Regions from separate parts of the Homo sapiens genome. Here region 1 is linked to region 2. The links are chromatin contacts, found by Hi-C or POLR2A ChIA-PET in ENCODE. All regions are on one chromosome and are shown on one strand. The core of a region is the stretch at or near the end of the contact, and the rest is flanking DNA. Distances in the headings are between cores, read along the strand shown. Region 1 holds the start of PTPN7 (protein tyrosine phosphatase non-receptor type 7). Region 2 has its middle 10 kb from the start of GPR37L1.

What was found. A loop is a pair of places that touch in the nucleus more often than their neighbours do. ChIA-PET counts read pairs that join two places held with the same protein, here RNA polymerase II (POLR2A).
Region 1: a loop to region 2 is called in a map of transverse colon, with 9 times the contacts of the local background. The contact joins the promoter of PTPN7 here to the enhancer-like site in region 2. A Hi-C loop is called at or near these places in 1 of 168 maps with a recorded cell type or tissue (transverse colon). POLR2A ChIA-PET finds 5 or more read pairs at or near these places in 1 of 52 experiments (Caco-2).

Annotation. Positions count from the first base shown.
Region 1 is chr1:202,159,352-202,163,569 of GRCh38, reverse strand. It overlaps PTPN7 (protein tyrosine phosphatase non-receptor type 7), which reads left to right and starts at 2,968. Exons shown (of 10, transcript NM_002832.4): 1 at 2,968-3,025; 2 at 4,116-4,218. The coding sequence starts at 4,168. RefSeq lists enhancers at 1-147, 3,678-3,757, 4,018-4,107, 4,208-4,218.
Region 2 is chr1:202,110,660-202,114,847 of GRCh38, reverse strand. No RefSeq gene overlaps it. Among named protein-coding and RNA genes, the nearest start is that of GPR37L1, 10 kb to the left of the region's middle. Within about 2 kb of position 1,772, at least 14 of the 41 ENCODE cell types and tissues checked have a DNase peak (open chromatin) inside an H3K27ac peak, as active enhancers do; they include transverse colon, where a contact is called at or near this core.

The DNA.
Region 1 (4,218 bases), core at 1,719-4,218, 48 kb before region 2:
GCTAGGGAGGGGGGCGCTTCTGACACTTGGGGCAGGGAGCTGCGGCTCACAGCCCTGGAACTGGGAATCACTAGAGGGGAAAACAAGAGAGTCAAGACGTGTGTGGCCAGAGCTTGGGAGGGCTGAGGGCACCCACCACAGCCTCAGATGGGACAAGGCTGACTCTCAAGATGCATCATGCCCTGCACCAGTCCCTCCCCAGCCTGGCCTGGTGGCTTGGGACACCCCTCTTTGTCCTCCCTGGAGTGGACTCTGTCCCACCCGGGATGCTGGGAGACCCCTGGGAGTGACTCCTTCCTGCACTTCCTCAGTGCTCGGCTGGAAGTGCCCCGGCAGCCCGGGTTCAGGGAGAAAGTCAGCAGTGAGGAGGAAGAGGGAGGCTGGTGAGAGGTGAGACCCGGCAGCCATGACCTCCTCACCCTGTGCTGCTCCCAGACCCACTTCCCCAGCCAGCTCCTCCCAGCTCCTCGGTCCTCTGGCTGCTGACTCCCAACCTCTCCTCCGTGAGCAAAGCACACCATGGGCTGACAAGGGAGGTGCTATGATCATCCCCCAGTGGAGGGAGGAAGCTGAGGAGGAGCCTGAGACTCAGCAATTTGCCCAAGGTCACACAGTTAATAAGCTACGTTTAGACTCATTATGCATAGATCTTTCTGATTTCCAACTATTACTATACTTTCTCTGGAGTCGAGGGTGGCTAGAACCTAAATCTCAACCCAGGAACACAAATCGATTCGAGTGATGGAAGTTTGAGAGCTGCTGTGACCTTTTGGCCCCAGGGGTGGGAAGGTTCTGGAGGGGAGAGGGAGTCACGCCCAGGAGCCTTCCAACAGCCCGGATGGGACAGAGTCCACTCCAGAGAGGGCAGAGAGGGGCGTCCCAAGTCACCAGGCCAGGCTGGGGAGGGGGAGGTGCAGGGCGATGACGCATGTCTTGTGCCATCTGAGGTTGCAGTTGGCATCCTCAGCCCTCATGAGCTCTGGCCACACACCTCCATGGATGTCCAGGTATCCCTAAGCACAGGGGAAGAAGGAGTGGGCAGGAGCCAAGGAGTGACTGTCCCCTCTACCCCACATCCACCCAGAGGGAACAGGGGATCTTTGAGAGGTCTTGCCTAATGCTCAGCCACTACCCCCACCCCCAACCCCAACTATCTTCCCCATCGCCTGGCTCCCAGCTTCCTTGCTGTGAAGCTCAGCTTCCAACTGTCCAGCCACTGCTAGGCCTCAGTCTGTGGGGGAAAGGGGTGGGCTCACAGCCAACAGGGCTCAGACCCTGGAAACTTGGGGGGACCAGGCAGACCTGTGTGGGGAGGGCTTTGCCGCTTCCTCCTCCCACCCCTGTGGTGTCCTAGCTTCCTGTTCTTGATAACAATCAGCATAGGCTCAGAGCCGGGCCCTCTTTCCAACCCCCACCTGCCCCCTCCTGTGTCCCCAGGGCCCCCACTACCCACCAGTGGAAACACTGACTGGTGTGGGGGGTGAGGCAGAGGCCAGTCTCCAGGTCACTGCTCGCAAGCATGTTAGGGATTCCCAGGTTCCTGCTTCCCTCCAGTCTGTCCTGAGCACGGGAACCAACCCCTTTCCCAGCCCTAATCGGCCTCCTCCTCAGGGAAACCCACCCACTCCGGAGAGGAACGCAGGCTGCAGGGAAGGAGGTGCCAGGATCAGCTGGCCATGGAGGGGCTCAAAAAAGAGCCAGCCCCTGTCCCCACTGCCAAGAGCAAGGGCGGGTGCTGGGAGGCCTTCTGAGCCTCTGGGGGCTGTTCTTGTTCTTCGTCTCAACCCTCCTCCTCAAGGGGCCAGCAGAAGGCCAGCCCCCTCCCGACCACCCCCTCCGGCATGCCTACCCCCTGTGCCTAGGGTACCTCATTTCTTTTTTGCTGTCACCATTTGACAGCTGAATCAGGGAAGTGGGAGGAAGAAAGAGGACGTGGATTGTGCATGTTGGGGGCCGGGAAGGGAAGGGCGTTTGAAATGTTACAAGGTAAAAGGAGGCGTGCAGCGAGCATGAACCGGCTGGGCTGCTGGCCCGCAAGGAGCCTGCCAAGGTCAGGCAGGGGCAGTGGGCAGAGGAGTCTTGGACTTGGGGGCCACCCTTCAGGTCCCAGGCATCCAGGCACCCCAGCAGCGAAGAGGACATGGGAGTCCCCTGGTGTGAGGGCCAGAGACTGTCCACTGTCTGTAAGTCTTCTAAGTAGATGTCAGGGTTCTGGGAGGAGGCCTGCAGGGGGCTGAGGGCCCAGGGGAAGCCCCTCGGACTCCCTCCCACAAGTGGACTCTGCTATCTGCTTCCTGCTGGGCTGGCCTACACTCAGGCCGTGGGCTGTGGAGAGCTGGGCCGTGGCACAGGCGTGGAGACGACCTTTTTGGCCTGGCCCCGGCCCTTTCCTTCACATTGTGAGGCATGGATTCTTGCTTCTTCTTTTTCCCCACCCCGAGTCTGTGCCACATCTGCTCTGGGAAGATGTGGTCTGTGCTTGGCCATGAATTCCCAAGGCTTGAAGCAGCAAGGGCTTTGAGGGAGAGGGCCTTGAGGGAGAGGGCCTTGAGGGAGAGGGCTGTGGGGCAGAAGCAGAGAAGGAGAAATAAGCCTCCGGCCAAGGTCAGGTTGAGCAGGAGAGCCTTGGGTTCTTTGTGGGACAGCACAGAGCTGGGGGTCAGGCGAGCTGTGCCCAGCAAGTAGGCAGCGGCTGGATGTGACAAAGACCCAGAGGAGAAACACAGAAGAGGGGAGAGGGTCTGGAAGCTGGGGAAAGCAGGATGGTCGGGAAGGCCTGGCCCCTCACCCATTCCCAGGGAACGGGGCCTTGGGCCCCAGAAGGGCACAGGCGGGAGGCAGCCGACCCCTGGTGGCAGCGGCAGCAGGCACAGGAGGGCAGAATGCAGCTGGGGTGTGCGTGGGTGGCAGCAAGGAGGGGCGGAGGGAGGAAGCTGGCTTCCTGGAGCCTTCTCAGCCCTCAAAGACAGACCGACAGACAGACAGACAGCTGGCAAGAGGCAGCCTGGGGGCCACAGCTGCTTCAGTAAGTATCTGAAGGGGGGACTGGGAGTCCTGTGGCCCCGGGGGGTGCGAACTCCGGGGATATAAGAGGGCATCTCTAGGAGGGAGTGCGGGAGGGCGAGTGGGGCGCCACAGTGCCTGGCTGGGGTATGGGTGCTCACAGACCTGATGTCCCCAAGACGGGGGTGAGCAGGGAAGCCACAGGGAGCTACAAGGAGAGCAGAGGCTGAAGGGACCTTTTCTGCTACCAGAGACCCTCGCTCTACCACTCACACCTGTGCCAGGCCCATTCTGTCCCCTCACCTCCGTCCCTGCTGCCTTGGTGATTCAACACCCCCGCCACCTCGCCCACTGTGACCCTGGCTCTGGGAGATAGGGACTGCCCCCAAGAGGAGATGGTCCCACCACCTCCATGCCTCCTGTCTTGCCCCCAGCTGTCGCCTCACCATGCGCTGTCGTTCAAGGGCTTGGTGAGGCCATTTCCTGTGACGGTTACAGAGGCGGGAGACGGGGGGATGGGCAGGAGGAGGAAGGAAACACCTCCAGCCTACCTCCCTGGACAGAGACCCCAGAAGCCAGAAACAGACCTGGGAGTGGAACAGCAGCAGTTAGGAGAGGACCCTGCTGGGGTCCAGGAGCCCGCCTGCCTGGCTGCCCAACCAGCTCCAACACTGCTGGAGGCCTCCATTCTCTGTTCAGGGGAAGGCCCACTGGTTAGCTCAGAGATGGCTTCTGCGTGCTTTCTCCCTTCCGTCCTAGAGAACACATATTTTCTGTTTCCTCCCTTGCCTTCTCCCACTTGGACCTGCTCAGAGCCCTGTGTACTCTGGTGTGTGGCCTCTCTCCCCTCTCTCTTTTCCTCCTTCTGGATTCTTTCCTATCTTCATCCACAATCTCTACCCTTTATCTTGCCGTTACTCTACCCCGAGACTGCCTTCTGCCCTGGGTCCCACCAAATAGATCCTGTCCTTCCCTTAGTGAAAATGAGGCCACCTCTTGGGGAACAGAAGACGCCCCAGTGAAAACAGAGTGCAAACCTGGCCTGGCATGGGAGCCTCCTTCTGGCCAATCAGGCAGGCCAGAGAACAGCAGCGGAGGGCCCTGTCTTTCAGGCAGACCTCATGGCTGAGTGAGCCTCCCCTGGGCCCAGCACCCCACCTCAGCATGGTCCAAGCCCATGGGGGGCGCTCCAGAGCACAGCCGTTGACCTTGTCT
Region 2 (4,188 bases), core at 523-3,022:
GGCCGAGGCAGGAGAATCGCTTGAACCTGGGAGGCGGAGGTTGCAGTGGGCTGAGATTGTGCCACTGCACTCTAGCCTGGGTGACAGAGTGAGACTGTCACAAAAAAAAAAAAAAAAAAACCTTTCAAGATGGTCAGCAGAAAGTCTTTCAACTGTCTTCTGCTCCTGCCCCAAGATGCCCCTTTCCTTGGGGGAAAGGGGTATCCTCCCCACGCTGTGACTTCCCCAGCCATGGCAGCTAGCTGCCTGCATGCAATGTTTCGAGCACATTTCACCATCTTTCCTCACTGGCCTACAGCACAGCTAAGGCAAGGCTGGAATGTTCAGATGCAATGAAATCCTCAAGGATGCTAAAGAGATACAAGCATAGTTGGTTACAAGGAGCCCAGGGATCCAGCTGACAAGGCATGATCCTACCTCCCAGATCCCAGAGCCCCCGTATCGTATCTCCTAGCTGGCACCAAGTGCTAGGAGCTCTCTATAAACACCTACTCTCTTCCAAGTCCACACCAAGAGATGGGTGGAGAGAGGTCCTCTTCTGCTTACTAGGATTGCTCTCCAGGTTAGTTTCTCAGTAAGGACCCTTTCAATATCAGAATAACTACAGGCAGGGACTTGCCTCTTGGGGCCCAACTGGCTGCCCCAACAGAAAAAAACCCCAAGCATTTATGAGACACATAGTGGCTGTGGGAGGAGAGAAAGCCAGCAGGTTGTTATTTGTTTAACAAATGTGTACTGAAAGCCTTTCATGTGGCAGACACATCACTGCTACCCAGAAGCATTTGTTATTAACCCCTCCTTTGATAGCTCACTACTTTCAAGATAGCCCATTCCAATGTTTAGATGGCTGTGATCATGCCGAACTTGTTCCCTTATCAGAAATGTGACTCAAGGAAAATCCACCCGTTGGTTCTTGTTCTGTCCTCTGGAAGAGACAGAACACACACACACACACACAGAATCCAGGTGTGAGACACAGTCAGCAAGCATAACATCAAATGCATAAGGAGTAGGCACTGGCCACAGTAACAGGTGGAGGTATGTGAGGATGGCAGCAGGCAGGAGAGCCCAAGGGGATCAGACAGGCTTGGGTGAGTCAAAGAAGGCTTCCTGAGAAGTTCTAGAAGGGATTTCTTCAGGAGCAGAATTTGAGTGGAAGTGAGAGAGTTAGTCTGGTAGAAAGGAGCTGGGGCAGAAGTTCCAGGCAGGAAGAGAGCTGGTGGGGAGGAAAGACTCCAGGAAGAGCCAGCTGCTGGGTGGAGCCCAGCATCACTCAGCTGGAGGAGAGAGTCTGGCCCCTGCAATCACAAGACCAAGCAGTTGAGCCAGGGCAGGAATGGGGTGAGGCTGGAGGAGCCTGGGAAACCCCACAGGGCACCCTGCATCCTCTCATATCTCCCTTCCCCAGTGATTCCAGGCACATTTGGCTGTCCCCTACAGATGCCTGTACCAGATTTTCATCCTTGGTAGCTGGAGGGGCAGGCTGCAGGGCCCTCTGGAGTCTAGAACTTGGTTCTGAAGCCCTGGGGCAGGTGGAGAGGGATGGGATAGAAATCTTACAGGGAGATCCAAGTCCCAGGCTGTAGCTGAGATAGGTTTGGCTGCAGCCAGGGGCAAACGTGGAAAGCTGCCACAGTTCCTGTTTAGGTGGCTGTCTGGGAGATGGAGCAAGCACTAAACATAGAGGAGTCTCAGGTCCTGCCTCCAAGCTGGCTGGCCCCCTCCCTGAGCCCTTGACCCCAAGTCCTGGCACTGCCGCCATCCCCACCCCATCCCACACAGCCACAAGGCAGCACGGCCACGACAAACAGATTATTCATTGCCAGGTGCCCTAGCCATGTCCTTTCTGCCTTCTTGCCCTGATGTCCTGACACAAGCTGCCAGAGAGCTCAGCACAAAAGAATGCAGGGCAGAGCCAAAGAGGAGGGTTAACCCTTCCCTGGGCAGCATCTGCCTGGACAGCTTTCAGGGGGCCGGTTGGGTGGGTGGGGAGGGAAAGGATGGTTGAACTTCTACCTCTGAGTCCCTCTGAGCCTAAGAGCGGCACCTTCTTCCTGCCCTTCTCTGGAGTTGATGGGTCATCCTAGACACATGAAATTGGATCCACAGAAATCCACATCTCCTCACTTCCCAGCTATGTAGCCATGGGCAAATCACTTAACCTGTCTTTTTTTTTTTTTGAGACGGAGTTTCGCTCTTTCGCTCGGGCTAGAATGCAATGGGGCAATCTCGGCTCACTGCAACCTCCCCCTTCCGGCTTCAAGGGATTCTCCTGCCTCAGCCTCCCGAGTAGCTGGGATTACAGGCGCTTGCCACCACGCCTGGCTAATTTTTTTTTTTTTTGAGACGGCGTCTCGTTCTGTCGCCCAGGCTGGAGTGCAGTGGCGCGATCTCTGCTCACTGCAAGCTCCGCCTCCCAGGTTCACGCCATTCTTCTGCCTCAGCCTCCCCAGCAGCTGGGACTACAGGCGCCCGCCGCCACGCCTGGCTAATTTTTTTATATTTTTAGTAGAGATGGGGTTTCACCATGTTGACCAGGCTGGTCTCAAACTCCTGACCTCGTGACCCACCCGCCTCGGCCTCCCGAAGTGCTGGGATTACAGGCATGAGCCACCCACGACCGGCTAACCTGTCTTTATCTCAGTTTTTGATTTTTGTTTTTTGAGACGAGGACTCACTCTCGCCCAGGCTGGAGTGCAGTGGCGCGATCGTAGCTCACTGCAGCCTCCAACTCCTGGGCTCAAATCATCCTCCTGCCTCTGCTGGTATTATAGGCCCATGCCCGGCAGACCTCAGTTTTCTTTTTTTTAATATTTTAAAATAAAATTATTTTAAAATAGGCCAGGCACAGTGGCTCATGCCTGTAATCCCAGCACTTTGGGAGGCCAAGATGGGTAGATCACTTAAGATCAGGAATTCAAGACCAGCCTGGCCAACATAGTCTCTACTAAAATTACAAAAATTAGCTGGGCGTGGTGGCAGGCACCTGTTATTCCAGCTACTCGGGAGGCTGAGGCACGAGAATTGCTTGAACCTGGGAGGCAGAGGTTACAGTGAGCCGAGAATGTGAAACTGCATTCCAACCTGGGTGACAGAGCAAGACTCCGCCTCAAAAAAAAAATTAATAATAATTATTTTATTTTATTATTTATTTTTTTGAGACAGAGTCTCGCTCTGTCACCCAGGCTGGAGGGCAGTGGCCTGATCTCAGCTCACTACAACCTCAGCCTCCCACGTTCAAGCAATTCTCTTGTCTCAGCCTCCCGAGTAGCTGAGACTACAGGCACTTGCCACTACACCTGGCTAATTTTTTGTATTTTTAGTAGAGACGGGGTTTCACCGTGTTAGCCAGGATGGTCTCGATGCCCTGACCTTGTGATCCGCCTACCGCGGCCTCCCAAAGTGCTGGGATTACAGGCATGAGCCACCGTGCCTGGCCAATTATGTTATTTTAAAATAGAGATAGAGTCTTGCTGTGTTGCCGAGGCTGGTCTCAAATTCCCAGGCTCAAGTCATCCTCCCGCCTAAGCCTTCCAAAGTGCTGGCATTACAGGCAAGCACCACCACACCTTACCCAACCTCAGTTCTTGACTGTAACTGAGGACAATAACATGCACCTCCAAGGTTGCTCTGAACATTAAATTATGAAACTTGAGTGGTGCATTCCTGACATAAAGCATGTTCTTGATGAATGTCAATTTCCTTCCTCACTCCCTCTATTCACTCCTCCTTCACACACCTGCCTCATTCTCCCAGTCCCACTAAGAGCACTGTCCAATGCCTTCAGGCACTTCTGCTTACAGGGTGCAGCAGACCCTGAAACCCCAGGCTAGAGGGTCTCGGCCTGCTGTCCTGCAGCCTGGTAATGTGGCTCTGACTCAGACTGCTGCAGGACCTCGGGCCGTGCTGCCATGATCCCAGGCATCCCAAAGACTCCGGAATGGCTTTGAGGGTTTCCTCTTCCCCTCCTAAAATGATGAGTCTATTTTATGTCCCCCTTAGCCATTACCCCATACTGGGGGTGGGGAAGAGGCAGAGAGTGCTTCAAAGGGAGGGGGCAAAGCTCCCTGGCCACACCTCCCTGTGGGAGAGACGGAGGAAATTTCCTGTATGCAGAGGAGGTTAAAGACAGACACAGGGGGCCAGGCGCGGTGGCTCACACCTGTAATCCCAGCACCTTGGGAGGCA